Regions from separate parts of the Mus musculus genome. Here regions 1 and 3 are each linked to region 2. Evidence: chromatin loops called from intact Hi-C (ENCODE). Cell type or tissue: left cerebral cortex. All regions are shown on one strand. Region 1 holds the start of Nfkbil1 (nuclear factor of kappa light polypeptide gene enhancer in B cells inhibitor like 1). Region 2 holds the start of Pbx2 (pre B cell leukemia homeobox 2). Region 3 holds the start of Slc39a7 (solute carrier family 39 (zinc transporter), member 7).

Region 1 (8,000 bases), 640 kb before region 2:
TTGGGTGGTGAGATATCTTTGGTGTTTCATGACTGCCTTATTTGGCATAGATTTTTTTTTTTTTTTCCTGAGACAGGGCTTCTCTGTGTAGCCCTGGCTGTCCTGGAATTCACTCTGTAGACCAGGCTGGCCTTGAACTCAGAAATCCACCTGCCTCTGCCTCCCAAGTGCTGGGATTAAAGGCATGCGCCACCACACCTGGCTTATAGTTTTTTTTTTAATGTCTCTCTACAGAAAAGTCATATAAGACTATGAATTACCTCATTGATTCAAGTTCAGGGTGAAATGAGCAGTGAAGAGAACTGATAAAGGAATGGGGGTCAGAGACCAGCAGTGTCCCACCCCCTCACCCCCTACCACCACCACCCCAACTTCCTCCTTCCCCACCCCAGCATCTTTTTATTCCAAAGTATTCCTCAACTGCCAAGTGTGTGCCAAGTGCTATCTAGGCTCTGGGGATACAACGACCTTTATCATCAGATACATAATGAGAGCCAATACCCAAACATAATGTCAAGCCAGGCGTGGTGGTGCACGTCTTTAATTCCAGTACTCAAGAGGCAGAGGCATGTGGATCTCTTGTGAGTTCAAAGCTAGCCTGGCCTAGCAAATTCCAGGGTAGTCAGAGATACTTAGTAAGATAGTAAGTCTCTGTCTCTCTGTCTCTCTCTCTCTCTCTCTCTCTCTCTCTCTCTCTCGTGTGTGTGTGTGTGTGTGTGTGTGTGTGTGTGTGTGTGTCTGTCTGTCTGTCTGTCTGTCTGTCTGCCTGCCTGCCTGTCTGTCTGTCTCTGTCTCTGGTGCTGATGAGCAGTGTAAAACCAGGAAAGAGACAGAGTGCTGCTCTGCCAACATTTCCCTTACAACTATCTATGCAACTCTCTGTTCAAGAGGGGACACAGTACTGTGTCCTTTTGTTTCTCCATAAAGCTTCCAGGACAGCCCTTTGCAGTGTTTTGGAAACTATATAAATGCATAACTCTGAGGACAGCGAACCAAAGTGAGCAACGGCAAGGCAAAAAGGAGGCTGCTTTCACCAACAATTGACTCATCCACCAGTATTTTATTGACACTCCGCTGTTACACAAGGAGGCAAGGTGCTGAGGGCACACAAAGGAATGCATGCATGTGAATGTCATAGATATCTTCAGCTCCCGGAAGCAGCAAGATTTGGGAAAACAGAGAAAGAGGGGGGCCAACCATGAGAAAGACCAGCTCAGGAGAAACAGAGAGGTGCTAAGAGATTTGATATATATTTGGGACTCGGACAGAGGGGCTAAATAACATTATCATTTAACTGTTCGGGGGCATGATGTGCCAAGGGAGAGCCAGAGAAACAAATTCTTTAGAGGGTTACTAGTGTCACAGTGGCTGAACAAAGCTGGAACACAAGGAATAAAAAAGTCAGGAGAGGGGGTTAGAATTCTGGCAGGCACGCAGAGTGCGGTCATGATACAGGCACTCCGTCATCTGGAACTATGCTGAATTCTCACAGATAATTCACAGCAGCCACCTTACAAAGTGAGCGTTGTTGCTGTCATTCCAGTCACAAAGATGAGGACACTGAGGCTTCCAGGTTAAATAGTTGTCCCAGTTGTGTAACCAGCAAGGACCAGGGGTGGGAGAGGAACAGAGGTTCCCCTGCTCTGAAGTCAGGGTGCTTTCATAACTGTCACCAGGACATATATTTCACAGAGGGGTCCGGTGGGGATGACGTGGGCATTCATTAGTAAACTTCCAGTGGGTGTCATGGAACAGAGAGATTCGGGTTTGTCGGGTTTGAACAGGCTACTTGTAAGTCTCAGGGGGGAATATTGGATCCTGTCACATAGAAGCCTCCCCTCCAGCAACAGGTTATTATGTGAAGCGATTTGGTGGGTGGGGGGGATGATATTATGGATTGAACCCAAGGCTCTGCGCATGCGACACAAGTGGTTTTGAGTTGGGATATTTCTCTGTGGACGGAGCTGACAGAAGGAGTCACTCTAGGGATGTGTCCCTGAGCGATGGTTCTAGACAGTAACCCGATAGTTGGGGTGGACCTGGGGCCTGACTTCACAGACCATGCCGAGAAGCTGAGCCAGGACGCGCTCCCGATTCCTCTGCTGGGAACTCTGCATGCCCTGAACCTGCCGTCTTGTGGCCTGCTCCACTTCAGCAGACAGGTTCCCCTGAGAGCCCATGGCCTGGGGGATGGGGGCGGAGGAGAGAAAGAAAAAAGCAGACACAGAGAAAGGAGGGTCCCAGCATGTAGGAGGAAAGGTTCAGAGGAAGGCCTGGGAAGCCTTTTCGAAACTATTCCCACCCCACAAAAACATGTAGATACCAAGCAGGTGGGCACAATCCTTACTTCTGAGACTGACCATAAAACTGTCCCCACCATACAGACTGTGAAGGCTGCCCCACAAGTCTCATGTACCCTTTAAAACCCTCAGACCTTACAGATCCCGTCAAAGCTTTACCAATGTGTGGTCCTTGTCAGGGCCTCTTCAGCTCTCAGACACCCTAATTTCTTAGTCACCTGTATACACCTGGCAAGAGGCACCCACCGATTTGCACCTGGGTGGGGCCATCCCTGTCCCCCTCAACTCACCGCCTGCTGCTTGCTCTGAAACTCCTGTTCCCGCTCCCTGCGGTATTGCTCCACCTCCATTTGAGCCTCCTCCTTCGCCTGCTTCAGTCGCCGGGCCTTCCCTAGAGGCAGAAGGACAGTGAGTGTACACACACACACACACACAACCAGGTGCGTTAGTGGGATCAGTGCCCTCTAGAAAGTTATCCAGTTTCCTGTCAACCAACCAAATGCTAGACTGTAAAACCCACCCGTTTCTTCTACCCTAATAGCCTCAGTCCCCCATCTGTCCTCATTGTCCTTGGGCTTTTTTTTCCTAAGGACTCAAATGCCCGCTATCCCCTATTCCTAAATTCTCCTTCCATATTCCTAAGAGAGGAAAGGGGGGCTCACTCTTCCTGGCATCGGCCACCTTCTCCGCTGCCCGCTTCTCAGCCTGGAGGAGCTGCTGGATACCCTGGGTCTGACTGGCCATTTTTATCACTAGAGAGGATGCTGTTCCGAAGGCGACCGAGGTACCAGACGGCTCCCACCCTCCAGCGCCTACTCCTCCGGGCCCTTGATGCGGTCCTCCACTCCCACTGGGTCTTAGCGCTCCCGTTTTCACTCAGTCTCCTGCACCGGGTGGGTGTCTGTCATCCTCACACTGATGACTGGTCCTCCTCTCGAACCTCACTGAGGTAGTACCCGAAACGGCCGCCCGAGGGCAGCAGAGACCAGCCCTGTGCTGACTACTGCAGCAGGTGCAGGGCCTCTCCGTGTCACCAGGGTCCACAGAGATGGGTCTGGGGGAAGCGGAGGGCAGAGTGTTTGGGTGTGAGGAGATCTTGGTTGGTGGTCTCGAAGGAGACACAAAGGCGATGAGAATGGTGTGGGAAGGTAAGGATGCGCTTGGACACAGTACGCTGGGTTTCACTTACACTCCCAACTGTGTCTCCACGCCTCCCTCCGCCCTTACCCCCTCTTTTCAGCCTCCATCTTCTCTTCAGACTTTCCCCCCAAATCTGAACGTCTGCACACATCTCCCTGCTCTGTCCTACGTTTGCCTTGTTAGTGTCTAACCATGTGTTTTTCTTTTTTGATCTACCCATATACTTGGCCTCATTGTGGTTGTGTGGTGTGTGTGTGATTATGTGTGTGTGTGTGAGATTGTGTGTGTGTGTTTCGAGACAGGGATTCTCTCTGTAGTCCTGGCTGTCGCTGCAGCTCGCCCTATAGACCAGGCCTGCCTCTGCCTCTGCCTCCCTTCGAAAGCTCGCCTCTCATCTTCCGCTTGCAGGAGGACCCTATGTCGCAAATTGTCTTATTTCCCCTCCGGAGACCTAATCACAAGTCACCCAGTCCGAGCGTTCGGTACGATTTCCGGGATGGAACACACAGTTCATTTCCGCCCGAAACTTGCGCGTGTGCTTGCGCCATTTCCTGCATCCTGGCGCGCCTCCTCCCTCCCCACCTCCCTTCTCCGAGCGTCTTAAGCCCAGGCCTCCGGCCTCCGTCTCTGAGGGTCCTTGGGGGGGCGGGGAGCAGGTCTGATGAGTAACCCCTCCCCCCAGGCCCCAGAGGAAGAAGCCTCTACGTCTGTCTGTCGGGTACATTATATTCCATTTCTAGATCGCTCTTTGAATTTGTGACTTTTCTCCAGATTTGTGGCTAATGAAAATTGCCCCCATCTGGCCTTACTTGATTTTTGTTGTTGTTGTTGTTGTTTCCCTCCAAAGTTCAGAATTAACTTTTTTCTTGGGCTCTGGAACCTTAAAACAACTATGTATCATTTTCTCAAAAATTACATCAAAAATTAACTCTGTGATTCCCCCCTCCCCACCAGCCCCCAACTCCAACCCCATCCCCACCCTCCGCCCCAAACTTGCCATCTGCTAAGGGATGAGAGTTTAGAATAGGCCTTATCTCTTGCTGGAGATGCAAGGGGGAGGAAATAGGAGGTAAAGGGAGAAACGGGGAAGAGCGGAGCTGGGACCTCACCGCTGCCATTTCCCACTTCTTCCTCAGCCCCAGAGTTGTTCCATGGCCTCCGCTTCCCGCCGGCACCGCCGAGAGCGACGCTTCCGGCGGTACTTGTCTGCAGGACGGCTGGTGCGAGCCCAGGCTCTCCTCCAGCGACATCCCGGGCTTGATGTGGACGCTGGGCAGCCCCCGCCTCTCCACAGGGCCTGCGCCCGCCACGATGCCCCTGCCCTGTGCCTGCTGCTGCGTCTCGGCGCTGACCCTGCCCACCAGGACCGCCATGGCGACACGGCGCTGCACGCTGCTGCCCGCCAGGGCCCTGATGGTGAGTGGGTCCGTGGGAACTGGTCTTGAGAAGCTGGCCAGATCTGAACTGAAAGAATGCGTGGGAAATAAAGGCCTGGTGTGGTGGCGCAGGTCTTTTGACTCTGGGCAAGCAGAGGCAGGAGAATCTCTCTAAGTATGTAGCCTACACAGTGAGCTCCAAGACTACAGAGAGACCCTGTATCATACAACAAAATAGTTGGGAAATAAGTTAGTTCTTTGGTCCTTGGGAACTGTTGAAGATCCCTGGTTGGGATGTGGCCATATCTCTCTAGTAACAGAAAAGCTTATCCTAACATCGCCCAATCAACTAAGGGGTGTGTGCTAGCATGGTGTGATTGTTTGTTTGTTTGAAGATTTATTTATTTTATGTATATGAGTACACACTGTAGCAGTACGGATAGTTGTGAGTCTTCATCTGGTTGTTCGGAATTGAATTTTAGGGCAACCGCACTCTCTCCTGCCCATATTTATTATTATAAATAAGTACACTGTAGCTGACTTCAGACGTGCCAGAAGTGGGCGTCAGATCTCACGACAGATGGTTGTGAGCCACCATGTGGTTGCTGGGATTTGAACTCAGGACCTTCAGAAGGGCAGTCAGTGCTCTTACCCACTGAGCCATCTCACCAGCCCGATTGTTTTTGTTTTTGAGTCAGGGTCTTACCGAGTCTCTCAGGCTGGCCTCTGCATCCCAAGTGCTGAGGTTGTAGGCATGTGTCTCCCACACCCAGCCGCATAGCTCGCAACTCTTTCTTTACATTTCCTAGCTTTCAGCTCAGTGACTACTTTGTTTCTTTGATGGTTTTTTACCTTGCAGTTGACTGCTCAGGTCAGATCCCAGCTCCACTCACCCCACCCCCACCCCCTTAATTTTGCTTCTCTCCTTGCATAATCAAAACAATGGCAACCTTGTAATAATGCCACAAACACCTTACAAAGTATCCATGCTTTGTCACATGATCAGCTGGGCCGGCCAGAGGACTTGAAACTTTTACTTGGTGTTATGCCGGAGATCTGCTGCTGTGTGTTAGGGATGGACTCATGTCCCTTGACACATACCAGGCGCCAGACCAGTTTTCTTCATTCTCACCAAAATTCTGTAACAAAAATCCTACTTAAGCTGGTGGTGCGGTCTGGAGGCGGAGGCAGTCCGGGCTCTGCAAACTCAAGGCCAGTCTGCTCTACATCCAAGCTAGCCGGAGCCACGGTAGAGAGACGTCAACAAAACATCTCCAGTCAGCATCGGTAGTGGCTCCACAGTGCAGACAGCCTCTTTCTAGTTCATTTGTGTTACTTACTGGCAGATAGCCAGCCCAGAAACAGCCTCCCCGCCTAGAAAGACAGGAAGTTCACAACACACTCCTGTAATCCCAGCCCTCGGGAACACCTCAAGGCCAGTCTGGGCAGGGCCTAAGAGTCTCAAAAAGTGAAGGAAAAAAAAGCCATCAAGCAGATCTCACCTAACCTACATGGCGGCTATGGTGTGACTAGTTTTATCCCGCTGAGGTTAACACTCAGGGGTTTCCTACCAGAACCCTGCACTCTCCTGCCCCTGCTCCCCCAGCCTCTTGACCTAGCCCCAGATGGCATACTTCTAGATCAGTTTTGCCAAATCCCACAGTTCTGGAAACAGCGTAGGTGTTGCCTTTGCAGTGACAGCAGAAGCAATTCCCTGGAGAGCAGCTTCCAGACTAGAACTGGAGGAGAGGCCCGTCTGTTAAGAGACGGACGGCCTTCTGCCCACAGATCAACAACCCTGCTCACTCACTCATCTCCAGCTTGGCCTCTCCTTGATCAAAACCAAAACCAAACCCAAAATCCTCTAACACAAATAAGATGGGCCTGCGTAGTTGATTTTCTTTAAGCTTAAAGAGAGGAAGGCTGCAGCTGCCTGGCTGAGTTTATTATGGGATACCTGAAGAGAAGAAGTCCCCAGACTCCTGAATACGTCCTGTGGAATCTTTATATACCACCAGTAGGGCTGTTCCAAGCAGAGTAGCAAGCCGGAAGCAGCCTCACTTCCAGTTTGAGGTTTTAAGAGCAAAAAAAATGCAATTGTGGCGTATACAGAAAGGCAGCTCTGGACAGCTGCAGCAAGCAAGCTTTGCTTACAGAAGCAGAGAGGTAGCGGTTAGATGGTCAGGCAGTTAACCTTCAGCTCAGAGTCACACTGTACAGGAATTTATGGCTGGACCAGAGACCAGTTTACTCTAAGAGCTTATAGCCGTTCAGTTCACCCAAGGTTGTTATAGCACTTAAAGTATTCTTAGGTATGCTTTCAGGAGATGTGTACCTAGATAGAGTTCAGCAGCCGGCTACAGTTTAAGAGGCAGCTCCTGGGTGGTAGCAGTGTGGTGCCTAGGGTTGCCGCTTACGGATCCTGAGGCCTGCACCCTTACCTCGGGAGCTTGTTCGCCTCCGAAACGGAGGTTGTAATAACACATGAGCCACGGACTGGCTGCAGCTTTGCTACGTAATGATAAGTTCCGCGGTTCAGTTAACTTGGCTGAGGATCTCCTAATGGTGGAATAGGCACCGCCACTGTCGTATAGAATTCTGAGAAACATGTGAAACATTTAACACACCGTGGCGAAAGTGAGGCCTCCCTGGGGAGTTTCGGGAACTTGTCTGCATGTCACAGTTGAGAGGTTGCAATGGTCCAAAGAGGAAACCATCCCTCCACACTTCTCCCAACCCCTGGTCTTTCAGACCGTTTTCCCGGCACCTGCCAGTTCTGCCACGAGGTGGCGCTCTAATCCCAACTTCATCTCATTCAGCGGCTGCCCGCTGCTTTGAAGATAGTTGAATGAGATTGATCCATTGAGCAGATTGAGCGATTGAACCTGCAGGAGTCTCCCCTCCACTCTCCTGTTAGGTCAGAGGGCTGCCCTAGGACACTGAAATGACTGGGGAGCGGGGGGTACCACACACAGTAGGGGGCCAGAAGAGGCTCACATTTTAGGCTTTGTGTGTGTGTGTGTGTGTGTGTGTGTGTGTGTGTGTGAATGTCATGGAAGATCAGTTTCAGCTGTCAGAGGGACCCATCAGTAAAGCATGCGTCAAACAGTGGCCACTCTGCAAAGAGCAAGCATGAGTGGACACTGGCAGGCAATATAGTTCTCTCCGTTTTTGGGGGGAGGGA
Region 2 (8,000 bases):
GTTGGGGCTGGGAGTGTCTCACCCCATAGAGCAAGAACCAGCACCCAGGCTCTAGCTGCTGTCCCCGCTGGCATGGTGCTTCCTTCCCAGGCTCCAGGTTCTGTCTGCCCCTCTTCCCGCTGTGGCCACTGCCCTAGGTGGGGCTTGCACCCTCTACCCTGCCCCCATCTCCCATCTCGTTCTGTCAGAGAATGCCAGGAATCTGTGCTTCTGGGACAAGAGTCCTTCAGGTACTAGAAGCAATCTCACCCGACCTGAGGACACTGGCAGCCTCTGGGCACTACCTCTCCCTGGGGTAGGGCTCTACACCAATAAAGGCCTCACTTCCTTCAACCCACCGAGTTCCATCATGAGTGCCAGGGGTTTGCTAGTGGGCAAGTTGTTAGGCAACATGGTTCAGTCTGCTCTGTTGTCACTCTGGGTACATCTTTGTACTGAGGGCTGGCCCCAAACCTGTTGGAGCTTTGTAAGAATTAATTCTTTTAGGGGAGTTTTGGTTGGTTTTTTTTTTTTTTTTTGGTTTTTTTGTTTTCTTTTCTTTTGAAAAAAAAAAATCTCAACTAAACCCAGGGGAAAAAGAAATATCTTTATTTAAAACTGCCACTTCTTTCTTTTTTTTTTTTTTCTGTGAATCTATGTTTACAAGTGAGGAGAGAAACTGCCCCTGGCCCCTGCCTCCCACCACCCTCTTCACTCCCTCAGTCCAGCCTGGGCCTTTGATGGGAGGGGTTCCCCATGGTGACAGTCTTGAAGATCCTGAGGATGTCTGAGGGGGTCAGATAGAAGGGTTCAGGGCTGAGACTTTTTTAGCCTTCCCTCATACCTGGCTTTCTGTGACCGCCCTCTTCTCCCCACCCCCTTGATTTTGGCATGAGATTAAGAACTGAACAGAAACATGTACTTCTGGGAAACTGGGGGAGACACATATAGAAGCACCCAGCCCATATTTAGCGTATTTGGCAAGAACTCCCCTCCCCGATCAATCTTTTCCACTCTGCAAATAGTTTAAAAAACAAAACAAAAGCCTTTTGACTTTTTCAAAATCACTGAGTTCAGTCTAGTCTTGCCCAAAGGTTACTGGGGAGGTGGGGGAGGCAGGAGGCTACAGGGCTTCATGCTCCATAGGAAATACAGCAGAGATCTGCCTGCGCAGGCTAAGAAACCCACGTGTCCAGGCTGAGGACCTGGTGTCCTACAAAATCCGATTCCCCACTGGGGGGCTGGGTCAAGTAGCCACCACCAGATCTGTCTTGTCTCTTACTAGGCCCCTTTGGCTCTTACTTCTCAAGTGGGTAAACAAAAATAAATCAGCATGTTTATTTAAGACACACACACACACCCCACACACACCCAAAACCCTACTTCTTCAAACTATATTAAAACTTAAGGATCACCACTACCAACAGAAACAATTAAAAAGAAATACAGATTCAGGGTTTCTTTTCTTAAAAAACAAACAAACAAAACAAAAAGTCCAACTCCAAAGCCTAGTCAACAGTTTTCTAAAGTAGCAGAAACTCCCTCCGAGGTAGATATCCGAGTCAGACACTCTTGTCCACCGAGCGGTTCTATTGGTTTAAGATGAGCTGCGTATGAGGTAATAAAGCCGTCTGGAGGGGCAGGAGGTGGGGGTGCATGGGGGAGGGGGTGTTGGCCCAGGGCCTCTGTCCAAGAGTCCCCATTTTTGGCATCTCTGGGTCGGGCAGGGCTGACATCTCCAGATTCCAGAGTATATAAGTGGGGTGGGGAACAGAAGTAGGAGGAGTCCAAGACAAACACAACTGGTGTTAGGTTGTAGATTTAAGAGAGACATCTGAGAAATAGGTATCTGGTTTTGGTGAGAGGTGAGACGAAAAAAAGAAAGAAGAAATGGGGACACCCCACTCTCCCTGCCATGTTGTCAGCACCCCAGCACCAAGCGTCTGGTCGGGGAGGGCACAACCCCAATCGCCCTCTGTTTTGTGCTTCTGTGGGGTTTGTCCTCTAGATGCCCAGAGTCCTTAAGAGTTGCCTGGTGGAAGCCCCTAGCCCCGCGACCTTGAGGGGCAAGGTCAGTTGGAGGTGTCAGAGTGAACACTTCCTGGTCCCTCTGTCGGGGATGTCACCGAGGACGGGGTCACAGCCTCCTGCCAGCCACCATTGGCCTGGTAAAAGAGAATGAGAGTCAGAATGGGAAATCCCAGTGTGGGGGTCACACTCCCACCCCGGTGAGAACCCAAAGCTGGAGGCAGCAAGGCCCTTTGACCCACTCACCCGAATTTCTCGAGGACTGTATATCTGACCTCCCCCAATGTTATCCCCGTAGCTCCCCGGCCCCATCGAGTGTCGGAGTGATTCCACCTGCAGGTTACAAAGAAAGGCATGACACACGGGATGCCTCAGAGGGTTCTTGTGTGTTTGGGGGTGGGGCAGGGCACGCACAGCTCAGCAGAGAAAGGAGTCTGTCAGGTAACGCCTCCTGATCTGAGCTCGATCCCCAGAACCCACCTAAAGATGGGAGAACTACCGCAGAGCTGCCCTGTGACGCTGACGTGTGCAGTCGCACATATACCCGCCCGCCCTCCCCATCATGCACGCAGCAATGAAAGAGAAGAGAGGAGCTGGGCCTTCTGACCTGGGAAGCAGGGTAGGAATCGCCATTGAGCCCGGGCATCCCCAGAAACATGTCTCCGGATCCTGAGAGATTGAAAGAGCCGCCAGAGCCTTTCGAGGGCAGAGAGAGAGAGAATCAGAAAAAGCACAGGGCCCTCTGATGGGGGACAGGAGGGAAACCCAACCCTGAGCTTCCAGAAAGCTCACTCTCTGGGACTAGACTCGGAGTATATGAAGATTATCCACAGAACAGCAGGCCCTCCCTCACAACAGGCTACCCCTTGACATTGCCACCCCATCTTAGCCTGGTCTTCCCCCACCCCACCCCAAAGTCCTCCTTGCTATCATCCTGCACAGACACAAGTGGAAGCAAAGGCAAGAAACACTCAAGTCAGCCAGCCAGCGTGGCGGTGGGCTCCACCTGCAGAGGAAGGGGGCGTTGGAGAGCTGGTGCGGCTGTGGCCCCCCTGGGCAACTGACACGGCTGTCTTCACAGCATAGATGTTCGCCTCCTCTTGGAACTTCCCAATATTCTTCTTGTAGCGAATTCGCTTGTTACCGAACCAGTTGGAAACCTGCAGTGTCGGGCAGAGAGGGTCAAGTGGAACCTTGTCTTGGGGACCCCTCTCTTAGTAACATCTGAGAACCCCCGGAGTACCTGAGAGACGGTGATGCCACACTTCTTGGCAAGCTCCTCTTTGGCCTCCTCACTAGGGTAAGGGTTGCTCAGGTGGGAGTAGAAATACTCATTCAGGACCTCAGTGGCCTGTTTGCTGAAGTTCCGGCGTTTCCGTCTGCAGAGAAGCACCGAGCATGTCAGAAACTCCAGCATCATCATATCATCATAGCACCCTTCTGGATAATGGGGCAGCCCAGGGGTCTTGGAGTGGTTCCGGGGGGGGGGGGGGGGAGGGGGAACGGGACGGGACAGGGTTCCTGAGCCCGACCTGGCATCCAGGAAGCGAGAACGCAGGATCATGACGGCCTCACAGGTGCTTTGCTTCAGCTGCATCTGAATGGCGCTGAACTTTCGATGGATGATGCTAACCATGCGCTCCATCTCCTTGGGGGCGACCGGGCGAGTGCGGCTCTGCTCCCTCAGCAGGTTCATGACGTGAGTTGTGAACTCATTGCATGCCTATGGGAGCAAGGAGGCCGTTGAGGAGGCCCTGTGGCTTGGGGCTTCTAGAGTCAGAGGTCGGGGGGGGGGGGTCCTTTTTACTCTCTGGTCCACCTCACCGGCTCGCTTGCCTCTCCTCACCTGCTCATACTTCTCCAGCTCTGAGTGGTAGATGTGGCGGATCTGGGCAAGCTTGCTGCGATAGTCTGAGTGTTCGATGGAGTTGTCCGGGGATACGCCACCACCGGAGGCTGCGGCAGCTGCAGCAGCTGCTGCGGAGCCGCCCCCTTTCTCGGGTCCAGCCACACCTTCTGCCAGAAGCATGTTGTCCAGGCGCATCAGCTGTGGGTCCACGGGCTCCTCCTCTTGGGAGCTCCGAATGCTAAGGCCTAGCAGGCAGGCAAACAGACTTAAGGAACCCCTCACCCCCCACCCCCATCCCCGGTCAAAGCTCCATCCTCGGTCCCAGGGCTCCAGGGCTTCCCTTCCCCACTTCCTTTCATGCAACCTCCGTGGCTCTCAATTTCCTCAAGGCTTCAAGTTGTCAAACTCTAAGCCCTAAGGCAGAGTCTTGCTCCCAGAAGTGAGCATCAGAGGGGCACCTACGTACCAGTTTTCTCCTTGATTTCACACAGGACACTAAACAGGGCAGGTTTCATTCGGTGACAGTTTAGGGCATGTTTCCTTAGGAGGAACGGGAGGAGAGAAAGGGTTCAGGCAGGAGAAAGACGAGAGGGGTGCCAGGGTGCAAGGTGGGGGCATAATCTGCGAGGGGGTTAAGTGGGAATCGGGGTAGAGTGGAGTCCGAGGGATAGTTGAGATCAGCTGCCATAGCTTCGGGAAGCGGCAGGGTCACAGGAAGCAGAAGATGCAGGCAGTGGGGCTAAAGTCACTATGGGCGGGCTGAGGCTAAGAGGGATGGTTCAAGCAAAAAGATGGAGCAAGGATCTAGAGATGACTGAAGAAATAAAGGTGACTAGGTAGGTTGTGGAGTAGAGAACCGGAGGCTGTCAGTGTGAGGCGGTAGGGGGCCTGAGAAAGGTGGGGGGGGGGGTGCCCTGCTACCTGGGAGTTCAGTACAGAATGTGTGGGCTGAGCAGGGGGAAGGCTGTTGAGGACTCTTGGAGGCCCCGACCTCCGTGGAAGGGAATGTGTGGAGATCCTGGATCCGTACGCGGAGAATGGGGTGGGCTAGCCGGATAGTTAGGGAAGACAGCTTTGGCTGAGAACAGTTTCTAAGTCTGGGAGCCAAGAGATGGGCCAGAGTTGACTGTAGGGGTCAGCAAAAGGTTAGGAGGGAGTGAGACCACCTGGGGTTCGCTCTGTGGAGGAGGCTTTAGGGCCTAGGGGCAAAGCAAGCTTTGAGAGAACACTAGAACTAAGGAAAGAAAAGAGTTGCAAGATCCAGAGAGGGCCCTGGGGGAGGGGGGCTTGCAGAGGACTCAGAGCTGTGAGCGGGGTCCCGGGGTGGGGGCACTCACTTGGCCTGGGCCTCGTCCAGGCTCTGGTCCGTGATGGTCATTATCTGTTGCAGAATGTCCCCGATGTCTTGCTTCCCTCGGCCTCCCGGGACCCCCCCACTTCCCCCACCGGGGTCTCCGCCACCGGGAGGCTCGCCAGGGCCCCCGGGCTCCGCACCTACCAGCCCCAGACCCCCACGGCCCCCGCCCGGAGGAGGCGGCCCCAGCAGCCGCTCGTCCATAGCTGGGGGGGGGCCTGAGGCCCCCTCCCTGCTCGCCCCTCCCCCCGCCGGGTGACTTCCCCCCCAAACTCGCTGGGGCCGCTGCTCCCTCCGCCCCAACCCCGCCCGGCAACCCGCCTCCCGGCTCCCCTCGGGGGTTCACCCCGGCACTGAAGGGGAGACCCGGGGTGCCGCCTGGGCACCCCCACAGGAGACCCCGGCCCCCGGCGGCGGAGAAAATGGAGCCGGAGAGAGAGAGAGAGAGAGAGGAGGCCCAAGCGGGGGTGTGTGTGCGAGAGGAGGGAGGAGGGAGAAGGGGGAACGAGGGAGGCGGCTGGGGGAGGGGAGCGGGAGGAAGAGGAGGGGAGGAGAGGAGGAACGGGGAGGAGCCGGGGGCGGGGAGACGCAGGCCAGGCGGCGGCGGCGGCGGCGGGTGGAGGCGGGGAGCGGCCGGGCGGCCGGGGAGAGACTGGGTTGGCCTCGGCGCTGGCCGAAAGGGCGCTGGGGTGGGTGTCTCGGCCACCTGGGTTCCGAGGCCATGGTCGGGTGGTGCGGACTCCGGCCTCTGGAATGTTCTCCGACAGCTCGGTTCATATTTCTTGTTCTAATGACTCCCCTCCTTGTTCGACTTAATTAAAACCGGGAGACTGGGGGCTGGGGGAGATGATTAGGGAGGTCTCCAGCCGCTGCTTAATGAGCCAGTAATTAACCAGCCAGGGAGGGGAGCTGGCCTCTGGCCAGATCGCTGAGAGCGGCTGCCCCAGGCCTCACCTACCCACCTTGCACCCCCCCACACACACCCCCAGATACCAGTCTTCAGTCCAGAGGGGAATTATGTTTATTCATACAACCAAAACATCAGACAGACTCAGCAGCAGGGTGGGGGCGGGGTAAGAGTCGCTTCACCGCCTCTGGGCCCCTCTGCCTTGGGGCCTGAGACTGCTAGTGCTGGACAATTGTCTTACTCTTCCCTTTTTTTCTCACTAGGCAGGGGCAGGCCGCAGCCCTCACACCCTGTTTAGTAGCTTGACAGCTCAGGATAGAGACTCTTTAACTGTCCTCGGGAGTTGTGTCCACCCTACCTTGCTTATCTTCATGGTTAGAGTACTTGTCCCAAGTCCAGTCCCCAGGGAAAGTGGGTGGTAAATACAGCAATTTTAGCCGGGTCTTCCATCTCTGGTTACCCCTGCCAAACAGGGTTGAAGACCTTCGGGGAGTGTCCCAGCTTTGAGTCCCAGAGAGAAGGGACTGGTGAGGAGCTCCGGTCTCAGCAGGTGTGTGTAGGAGGCCGGGATCTCTGCTCCTCCATTCGACCTCCACCCTGAACTCTCAGCAGCAACTCCAGAAGCTCCTGCCCCCCGGGGGGAAGGGGCGGGTCAGACCGTTGGGCTTCAATCCGCTGGCACTAGAAACGTGGAGGGAGAAAAGGGCATTGGTAGCCCATAATGGTTTTGGGTAAGAGAGGCCAGGGTTGGTGTGGGGCAGATAGGAAATCTGTGATGGGGATGGGGAGACTAGAGGCTTACCAAAGGACATATGCTTAGGGACAAAGAAGTTAGGGCTCAGGCAGAAGGCCAGCTAGGAGACCTGGGTCTTGTCTCCATGGATGCATGTGGGGTGGGATGTGCCTTACCTGGTGACTAAGGATGGTGCTGTAGAGCTGTTCTTTGTCTTCAAGAAGCCGGGGTGGGGCTGGGGCTAGGTTTGGTGGGGCCTCGGGGGTGTGGAAGGTGGCCCTCTGTTCCTCTAGGCGGCGGGACTGGGCTTCGGCCACTAGGTCCAGAAGGAGCTCAGTCTGCAGGGAGAGCAGGGAGCCAGAACGGGGCCCTAGGGCTATGGGAGAGGAAGGAGGAGGATTCAGACCCAGAGGCTATGGCAGAATGGGAGTAGCAAGCGGTGGGGACAGGTGAGCTGGTGGACGAGCTAGGGACCAACAGGTGTGATGGTTAGTGGACCTACACTGGGGTAGCCTGGGTGATAGGGTCAAGATCTTCCAGGGTTGGTGGGGTACCTGTGTGTCGGGTTCCAGGAGGAGGAGGGGAGGGAGGAGCAGATCTCCAAGGCCGAGCGGTGGCATTCACAGGGGGCCATCCCTGATCATCCTGCGGGAGACTCTGATACCAAGACATGTTGTTCATTCCAGTCAGAGGTGTGTGTGGGTGGAGGGCTAGGCCAGTGACCCATTTCCCCTGTGTTTTTGTTCCTGTCTTGGTGTGCCCAAGCTTTCCCAAGTCTCCTGTGTCCACCCGTCACTAGGTCCCACATGTCCCTTCTCCCTGGGTTGGTTCCCCAACCCGGCACCCCAGCAGCTCACCTGTTCACCATCTTCTTCCTGGGGTCTTTCAGCCTCCATCCCTGGACTTGGGGAGAGACACTGATGGGGAAGAGTAGCTGGAATTTGGGAGGAGGACCCGGAACCTTGGGTTCCTGAGGGGAATGGGGGCTGGACGGGGTGGGGGTGAGCTGGGGGCTGGATGCCAGGGTACTGAGCAGGAAGCCGGGTTCCTGGTCAGCCCCCCCATGGGCCCCGCCCAACTCTGTCAACTTCCTCCATCCTCTTTTTCCCACCCAAACAGCTTGTTTGACCTCTCTTGCCCCAGGGGAGGA
Region 3 (8,000 bases), 560 kb after region 2:
TGAAGGTAGACATATAGTCCTCACAGGGATCTGGGGTCCCCTCTGACTTGGAGACCAAACGAACCCTGCTAAGTGTTGCCAGATCCCTGGCAGGCTGGGCAAGTCCCCTCCTGCTCTGCACCTGTCCCATGGCTCTGCCCCCTGCCCAGGCTCAAGTCCTCCTCAGTGACACTCGGTGTGCATCTGGGCTCAGGCTAGCTGGTGGGGAGCCTCAAGCATCTCCATGAGGAAGGTGTCAATGGGGGTGTCGCCAATGAGCTTGAAGAAGAACAGGTGCTCCAGACACTTGAGGCCGATGGAGCGGAGGGCAGGAAGACGTAACAGCAGCTTGGCAAACCTGAGGTGGGGAGGAAGGGAGTGAGAGCCAGCACCACCCAGGCCCTGGACATACCCCAGCTTCACAACCCCCACCTCCCCCTTGAGGTGTCCACAGCCCCGAGGCCCTCACCGGCCCTGCTGCTCAGGGTACTTCTGCTTGCAATAGGTCTCCAGTGAGGCGTACACCTTCTCCCGAAGGATCTCCACCTCTCCAGGGTTGGAGAGGCCCTTGGCGTCTGAGATGGTGAAGGAGGTAGAACAAGGGAAGACGGCAGGTGAATCAAGTCAGGACACACAGACATGCAGTGTGGCCCTCAGGGTGAGGGAAATGAGGCCCGCTGGGTTTGTGGGGTGGGGTGAAAAGGGAAGGCACTAGTGCAGTGGCCTTTTCAGGGTCAGCTGAGATTTCTGGGCTGAGGCGGGGTGGCCTCCTCTCACCTGGATTAAACAGTATGATTGCCCGCAGGCAGCCAAGCTCTGTCTTGTCCATCCTCATGTCACGCATTTTGGACACTAGCTCTGTCAGCACCCTGGAGAGGGACCTGCAGGTCACTCAAAGGTCACAGCTCAGCCAGCCTTGGACACGGACCAGCCTATAGCTCCACCCCTTCTAGCCACAGGCCAGCCTGGCCAAGGGCCACTGACCGATCAAAGATGGCTCCCACGCCTGCGGAATGGGCTGAGTTTCTGTGCACATGAAGACCCGTGGCCAGGAGGATGCCATCTCGGACATCAATGGACCGATGGGAGAAGGACGCAATGAGGAGCTCGTTCCAGCCTGGGGGCCAGAAGGCACCGAGGGTCAGCAGCCGGACACCAGGCCACGGGAACCCAAGTACAAAGAAAACAGAGGCAAGGTAGCCAGCTGGGCTCCCTGAATATGCACGAGAACGCTGCTGGGGTCAGTGAAGGTCAAGAGACTAGAGAGGGTTCAAAGAGATCACTAACCTGCCCGCAGCAGTATGACCTGATCGTCCAGAGGTAGGGAGGAGAAGTGCGGGATCCTCTTTGCCCACTCAACGAGTGTGAACAGCTGTTTGTCAGCTGCCTGGCAGATGTTAGTCACTGGGTCATTTGGCTGCAGAGACAGGGGGGAGATGCATGGGAAGGGGGGGACACCTTCCTTGTGAGAGGTGTTTTATACTCCTTTCTACACCCTCATTCCCTGTCGGGATCCAATCCACCTCTGCGGTCCAGGCTCCTCTCAGGGCAGTCATAGAAACCACTACCAGTCTGGGACTGTCCAATGGGAGCAGAGAAGAGGGAGCTTTCACCCCGTGTCAGAGACGAGACTTTCTAAGAGAGAGTCTCACTATGTAGTCACGACTGGCCTGAAACCTGCTATGTATACCAGGCTGGCCTTGAACTCATGGAGATCCACTTGTCTCTCCCTTCCCAAGTGCTGACATTATAGGCATGGATCGCTACACCTGGCTCACCTCAGATTATTGAAAGGCCTTTTAGTTCAGTGCAAGGTAAGGAGGGACTGAAAGAAGGGAAGAGGGGAGATGGAACATACCCGACTCCTTCTCCCAACCCCCACCCCAGGAGAGAAAGAATCAATCCCATCACTCACGCTGCTGCCACCACCCCCGGTGGCCCCAGGACCCTCAACGCCTTGGTCACTCTTCTGCTCCACAGCAAGCTCTGCCTCCAGGATCCTGTCCACAGGCATCTCCTCAGGGGCTCCCCCAGCCCCATCTCCATCCCCGTCTTTGTCCTTCCCCCGTTGACGCTCCTCCTGAACCGCTGTGGGGTGGGGAAAGAGAAGTGCAAAATTAGAAGCCAACTATGGGGTTGTCTGAAACTCATTTGGGGCCTTCTCAGGGCCAATGTCCCTTGAGATAAAGCGACCAGGGAGGTAATTAGGATCAGAAGGGTAGAAGAGTCCAAAAGCAAATCTGTCCAGCACACACCAGACCCTGAGCTCTGGCCCCACCGCCACAAATTATAAACACACAAAAAGTAAACGAATAGGCAGATAAAAAGAGAAGGGTACAAGAATCAAGGATGAGGGCTGGAGAGATGCTCAGTGGTTAAGAGCACTGACTGCTCTCACTCCTTTGTTCTCTTGCTCTTACTCTCCTCTCCTCTCACTCTCCCCCTCTTATTCTCTCTAGCCTTTCCTCTCTCTCTCTCTCTCTCTCTCTCTCTCTCTCTCTCTCTCTCCTTTCCCCCTTTGTCTCCTCTTGGCTATGGCCGGCCTCTCTTTTACCTTCTCTCTTCCCCCCTGCCTTTCTATAATAAAGCTCTAGCACTGACTGCTCTTTCTGAGGTCTGGAGTTCAAATCCCAGCAACCACATGGTGGTTCACAACCATCTGTAATGGGATCTGATGCCCTCTTCTGGTGTGTCTAAAAACAGCTAAGGTGTACTCATATATAATAAATAAACCTTTAAAAAAAACCAAAAAACAAAAAACGATGAGCCGGGTGGTGGTGGCGCACGCCTTTAATCCCAGCACTTGGGAGGCAGAGGCAGGCGGATTTCTGAGTTCGAGGCCAGCCTGGTCTACAGAGTGAGTTCCAGGATAGCCAGGGCTATACATTGACTGCAGACACTCCTGATGGCAAACTCTAAGCTCTGCTAACTAAAGAGCAGCAGCAGAAAGAGCCTGGTCTGGTCTGGACGGTGTGTGTTCTGATGCTGGTCCTATCACTCTGCTGGGGTAACCCCGGGAGGGCTGACTTTCATCTTTTTTAAAGCAGGAATTGGACCAAAATGAGCTCTAAAATATCTCTTAGAATTCCAGGAGTCAGCTTTGCTTAGAGACAGAAGGAGAGACACCAAGTCCCGACCTCTTCAGTGATTCTGTAGTTTAACCAGGTCCAAGGAAAGACTGGGAGACTAGGGAAAGAACATGGCATCAAAAGAGGGAAGGGCTGTGTGCAGTGGAGGAGAGGAAACAAAGACCCATGAGGAAAGAGGTCACCTCGCCCTAGGGCCAAACTCTGCTGGGAGGTGGATGAACCCTGAGATGCAACCATGAAGACAGAGACAGAGACAGAGACACTGAGAGGTACCAAGCTGTGGAGGACAGGAAAGAGAAACCCAACTGCGCCCCCTGGAGGAGAAAGTGAGCAAAGTCCCAAGATATGGAGGCCATGGGGCCCTCAGCAGTCTCCCCTGTTCCTCCTCAGGGCTCTCCCACAGGGTTGGAGAAGGGCCTGTGACTGAGGCCTGGCCGGGGCAGGCCCTTACCCTCCCTTTTCATGCCAGTGGCCAGGCACTTCTGATAGCGACAGTACTGACAGCGATTCCGCTGGCGCTTGTCCACTGTACAGTCTTTGTTATCACGACACGAGTAGGTCAGGTCCTTCCGAATGGTGCGCTTGAAGAAACCCTTGCAGCCCTCGCAGCTGTAAACCCCATAGTGCTTGCCTACGAGAAAGGTTGGCAGTTAAGACAGTTTTGTGGAGACCTCCTTCTTAGGGAGTCTCTTACCAATCTGCCCAGAGAGGGAACATAGTCTAAATCCTTCCTGTGTTTCATCCAAAAAGGTGACTCAGTCTTCGGTGACCAGAAACCATGTAGCACCCCCACTCCTACCCCTCTCCACATCTGATATGAATCTAAAGGTCCCATAGGCCTCCTTGCTCTGACCAGCCTCAAGAACCCTTGGGAGCCCCATAGGCAGTGGTAAACAGCCCCGACGTGCTTTTTTCTTCTACGGCTGTGCTGAGCCCCATACCTGAGCTTCGGTCCCCGCAGATTGCACAGAGCCGTTTGCCAGCCCCAGGACCACCTGGAGGGGGTGGACAGTGCAGGCCCCGGACCCCTAAGACCGGTGGCTTCACATCTTCAGGGGGGCCAGACCCACCCCCAGGGAGCGACACTGTGGAGTTGATCTGGGATGGGGGAGACAGGGAAGTCACAGGAGACTCTCATATGTCAGGCAAACCACTTCCTGCTTGTGAGCAAGCCCTGTACTATTCCAGAAGGTACTGGGGACACTACTGTCTAACGTAAAGGGCCTTCCTTGCACGTGACACCAAGAGTGATGTCCACCCTTCTGTAATTGTGCTACAGTGGCCCTGAAGGGCACAGGTCTTAGAAGGGCAGGCATATTGAAGCGAAAAGGGCAGCAAAGCCACCGTGAGCTGAACAGGACATCAAAAATATTCCCTGCAGGCTTAGGGTTTGTTTTCAAAACAGAGCTGATGAAGCATGCACCCCCACAGACCACCCCCTTCAGGAAGAGCAAGGGGTCCGAGACCACAGGCTTGCTATGATTAGAGAACTAGAAAGATCAACGGGTTTTGGGGAAGTTCACCCAAAGATGGGGAGTGGGGGTGAGAAGTTGAGAACAAGGAACTGAAGGCACAGTGGCAATAAGCAGGCCACAACCTCTCTCTCACCTGAGGGCTGCTGACAGGCCCGGAGAATCCTGGGGGAGCCGGAGGGGGCAGACCAGGGGACCCCATGGAAGAACTGATGACTGGGAAGGGGGAGCCCAGTGGCGGGGGTGGCATTGGAGGTGGAGGTGCTGAAGGGGTAAGAGGTGGGCCAGGAGGAGAAGACGGACGGATCCCCTGAGAAAGGGGATTTGGGGAGGAGCTGTCTGGGCTTCGGGAATCTGAGAAGTGGGTACGTACAAGGCAGACACACACGGACAGGAGAGACAAGAAGAGAAAGTGAGCCTTTTGATCATCCAAATGGACACTTTAATTCTCCCTGACCCACCACAGCCCGCAACCCTGGAGTTCAGAAATACCAAGTGGCCAAACAACAATTTCACTTCTAATAGTCGTGAGAGGAGGCGGTTGACAAAAAGGGAGGCAGGTCAGGCGGGGCTACTGGGTCATCCCAAGCTGACCTCGGGAGGGGGGGCTGTGAAGCAGCACGTGGAGGTGTAGCAGCGAACCCCTCGTCCAACCCCAACTTAGAACATTCGGGGCAAAGAGTATGGCAGAAATACCCGGTCCCAGAGCGTAAGCTCAGCCTTCGAATGCCCAGAGTCCTCCAGCCCACGGGGAACGGTGTCCTTCCCACGCCCGAGACCGCGCACGCAGGCCCCGCCGCGGGCCCGAACCTGAAGGGCGGAAGCTCCCCCGCCGCGCCCCGCCCCGGGGGAGGGCGCTGGGCCTCGGGACGTCGAGGGCGCGTGTTTACAAACAAGGGGGCGGGAGCGCGGGGAGGGGGCGCGAGGGGCGCCGGCCCGGGCCCACGGGACACTCACCCCGCCCGCTGTCGCCCATCCCGTCCCGGCCAGCCTCCCCCGGCTCCGGCTCCAGGGCTTGCTGCTCTCCGGCCGCCGCCGCCGCCGCCGCGGGATCCAGCCAGGGCCGCCGCCGCCGCCACCGGGACGCGACCCCACAATGCATCTCTTTTCTCACCCCCACCGGCCCACACTGCCCCGCGGCATGCCGCGGCGGGAGGAAGGGCGGACGAGTGGCCCAAGACATGACGCCCGGGCCGAGGGCGGGGAAGCCGGAGAGGCGCCAGGGACGCGCAGGGGGGACAGCGGGGGACTCGGGGGCCGCGACGAAGCCGCGGAGGCGAGCAGGCCGCGGCCTGTGGCAGCGCGACTCAAGAGCCGCGCTCGGCTCGGCACTGAGATGACAGCACCGGCGCGGCCGCCATCTTTGTACAGACGGGAAGTCTCGCCTTGAGCTCCCGCCCCTTCGCCGAGGTGGAAACGGAGGAGGCGGTGCCCGCCAGCCCGCCGTCCCCTCGGATAACCCCCCAGCTCTGCGCATGCGTCCTGACGCCGTGGCCGCGCCGCCCTCGGGGCGCCGCCATGTTGGTAAAGGTATCGGGGCGCAGGCAAGAAAGGGAGCTTCCGGATCTCGCGGGAGCTCGAGGCGTGAGTGCCACGTCCCAGCAAACCGAGAACCGAGAGGATCCCGGAGCCGGTGAGAGGTCCCTGCTGCTCCCTTACGGCGCTTTCCAGGCCTTTACCCCAACCAGTGGGCCATAGAGACGCGGGCCCAGAGAGACCGTAAAGTTGCTGATCAAAGGCTAGAGCGGTGTCGGGGGTGGGGGGCTGCATCCAGGAAGGGTGTTGGGGATGAGGTGGACCGGCCTTGGGGACAATGTAAGAGCGGAGCAAGTAGTATAGAGGAAGGGCTTCAAGGGACGCGGATCCCGAATAGGTAGATTGAGAGTCAAGTCGAGTCGTCTCTTGTTCCTCCGGTCAGCGTGATGACCATGGGCCTGCGGGCCCCCCACTGGGTGGCTGTGGGACTGCTGACCTGGGCGGCTTTGGGGCTGCTGGTGGCCGGACACGAGGGTCATGGTGACCTGCACAAAGATGTGGAAGAGGACTTCCATGGCCACAGTCACGGGCACTCACATGAAGATTTCCACCATGGCCACAGCCACGGGCACTCGCATGAAGATTTCCACCATGGCCACGGCCACACTCATGAAAGCATCTGGCATGGGCATGCCCACAGCCACGACCATGGACACTCACGTGAGGAATTACACCATGGCCATAGCCATGGCCACTCCCACGATAGCCTCCACCACGGAGGACATGGACATGCCCATCGTGAACATAGCCATGGGACTTCTAGGGAGGCTGGGGCTCCAGGCATCAAACACCACCTGGACACTGTCACCCTCTGGGCCTACGTGAGTCGCCAGGGGATGTGGGGAAGAGGGACTGGTTCTTAATCGGTGGGAAGCTCCATCTTTGCCTTCTGATTGTGCTTCTCCACCAGGCACTGGGGGCCACAGTGCTGATCTCCGCAGCTCCGTTCTTCGTGCTGTTCCTCATCCCAGTAGAATCTAACTCTCCCAGGCACCGCTCTCTGCTCCAGATCCTGCTCAGTTTTGCTTCCGGGGGGCTCCTGGGTGATGCGTTCCTCCACCTCATCCCGCATGCCTTGGGTAAGTAACTTGTGGGCTCCGCCTCAAAGGCTTAAGCGGTTTTGTTCTTTCTCTTTAATGATCCCAGATTTTCCGGTTGTCTTCAAACACACATCCCCTGAGCCAGGCATTCCCTCATCAAGCCTTTTCTCCCACTTCCCGCAGAACCTCATTCTCACCACGCTCCAGAGCAGCCTGGACATGGACACTCCCACAGTGGTGAGAAAAACCAGGGACTGGTGTGCTGGGAAAGGGCAACCTCTCCATTCCCATGCTTCGCCTCTTACACTTGAGTCTGCGTCTCCCTTCATGCTTTACTGCCTCCGTTCCAGGCCAGGGCCCCATTCTCTCTGTGGGGCTGTGGGTTCTCAGTGGGATTGTCGCCTTCCTCGTGGTGGAGAAATTTGTGAGACACGTGAAAGGAGGACATGGACACAGTCACGGACACGGAGACAGGCATGCGCATGGAGACAGTCACACCCATGGAGATAGACATGGTGAGCCCGCGTTGCCTGCTCTGTAACACACTCAGGGTCACCCTGTGGAGCAGGACACATGCGAAAGCTCTGTTCCCCACTCTGATCAACTCCTGTTCTCCCTCAGAGTGTTCTTCAAAGGAAAAGCCCAGCACAGAGGAAGAGAAGGAAGTGGGCGGGTTGCGGAAAAGGAGAGGAGGAAACACTGGGCCCAGAGATGGCCCGGTGAAACCTCAGAGCCCTGAAGAAGAAAAAGCAGGCTCAGGTAAGGGATGAGCTGATGGGTTGGCTGTGGGTGTGTGGGTGACGGTGGGAGTCTAGGAAATGGGGGCGAGGGGGGGGCTGTATGTGAACCGGCTTGATGGACACCCTCAATCATTTTTGTCTTGT

What was found. Peaks named below come from ENCODE experiments on the same cell type or tissue, not always from the same donor. Only the 100,000 strongest peaks of a DNase experiment are listed, where the experiment ranks them.
Region 1: a loop joins it to region 2, with 6 times the contacts of the local background. A loop is called at or near these places in 4 of 42 quality-filtered maps.
Region 3: it touches region 2 in a loop (4-fold over the local background); 6 of 42 quality-filtered maps call a loop at or near these places.

The regions. Positions count from the first base shown.
Region 1 is chr17:35,231,808-35,239,807 of GRCm38, reverse strand. Nfkbil1 (nuclear factor of kappa light polypeptide gene enhancer in B cells inhibitor like 1) reads left to right here and starts at 4,022. Exons shown (of 4, transcript NM_010909.5): 1 at 4,022-4,158; 2 at 4,577-4,856. The coding sequence starts at 4,102. Atp6v1g2 (ATPase, H+ transporting, lysosomal V1 subunit G2) reads right to left here and starts at 3,212. Exons shown (of 3, transcript NM_023179.3): 1 at 2,963-3,212; 2 at 2,591-2,691; 3 at 1,041-2,183. The coding sequence starts at 3,044. The coding sequence ends at 2,010. In left cerebral cortex, CTCF peaks have their summits at 3,264 (motif pointing right), 4,857 and 7,583 (motif pointing right); DNase peaks (open chromatin) are centred at 3,930, 4,733, 6,502, 7,603 and 2 more places; H3K4me3 peaks cover 3,206 bases; H3K27ac peaks cover 4,518 bases.
Region 2 is chr17:34,589,968-34,597,967 of GRCm38, reverse strand. Gpsm3 (G-protein signalling modulator 3 (AGS3-like, C. elegans)) reads right to left here. Exons shown (of 4, transcript NM_134116.5): 1 at 7,708-8,000; 2 at 7,405-7,507; 3 at 7,027-7,226; 4 at 6,214-6,798. The coding sequence starts at 7,746. The coding sequence ends at 6,661. Pbx2 (pre B cell leukemia homeobox 2) reads right to left here and starts at 5,709. Exons shown (of 9, transcript NM_017463.3): 1 at 5,194-5,709; 2 at 4,323-4,396; 3 at 3,854-4,101; 4 at 3,540-3,730; 5 at 3,251-3,386; 6 at 3,014-3,167; 7 at 2,615-2,703; 8 at 2,254-2,340; 9 at 568-2,144. The coding sequence starts at 5,414. The coding sequence ends at 2,052. Ager (advanced glycosylation end product-specific receptor) reads right to left here and starts at 118. Exons shown (of 11, transcript NM_007425.3): 1 at 23-118. The coding sequence starts at 74. In left cerebral cortex, a CTCF peak has its summit at 3,974; DNase peaks (open chromatin) are centred at 4,879, 5,100, 5,787, 6,521 and 2 more places; H3K4me3 peaks cover 3,332 bases; H3K27ac peaks cover 3,183 bases.
Region 3 is chr17:34,029,721-34,037,720 of GRCm38, reverse strand. Slc39a7 (solute carrier family 39 (zinc transporter), member 7) reads left to right here and starts at 6,031. Exons shown (of 7, transcript NM_008202.2): 1 at 6,031-6,897; 2 at 6,987-7,155; 3 at 7,300-7,353; 4 at 7,467-7,631; 5 at 7,738-7,875. The coding sequence starts at 6,463. It overlaps Rxrb (retinoid X receptor beta), which reads right to left and starts at 5,909. Exons shown (of 10, transcript NM_011306.4): 1 at 5,498-5,909; 2 at 4,677-4,894; 3 at 4,010-4,166; 4 at 3,520-3,699; 5 at 1,895-2,067; 6 at 1,267-1,396; 7 at 964-1,096; 8 at 757-848; 9 at 449-554; 10 at 1-337. The coding sequence starts at 5,723. The coding sequence ends at 190. In left cerebral cortex, CTCF peaks have their summits at 3,390 (motif pointing left), 6,243 and 6,477; DNase peaks (open chromatin) are centred at 5,378, 5,709, 5,999, 6,637 and 3 more places; H3K4me3 peaks cover 2,881 bases; H3K27ac peaks cover 2,467 bases.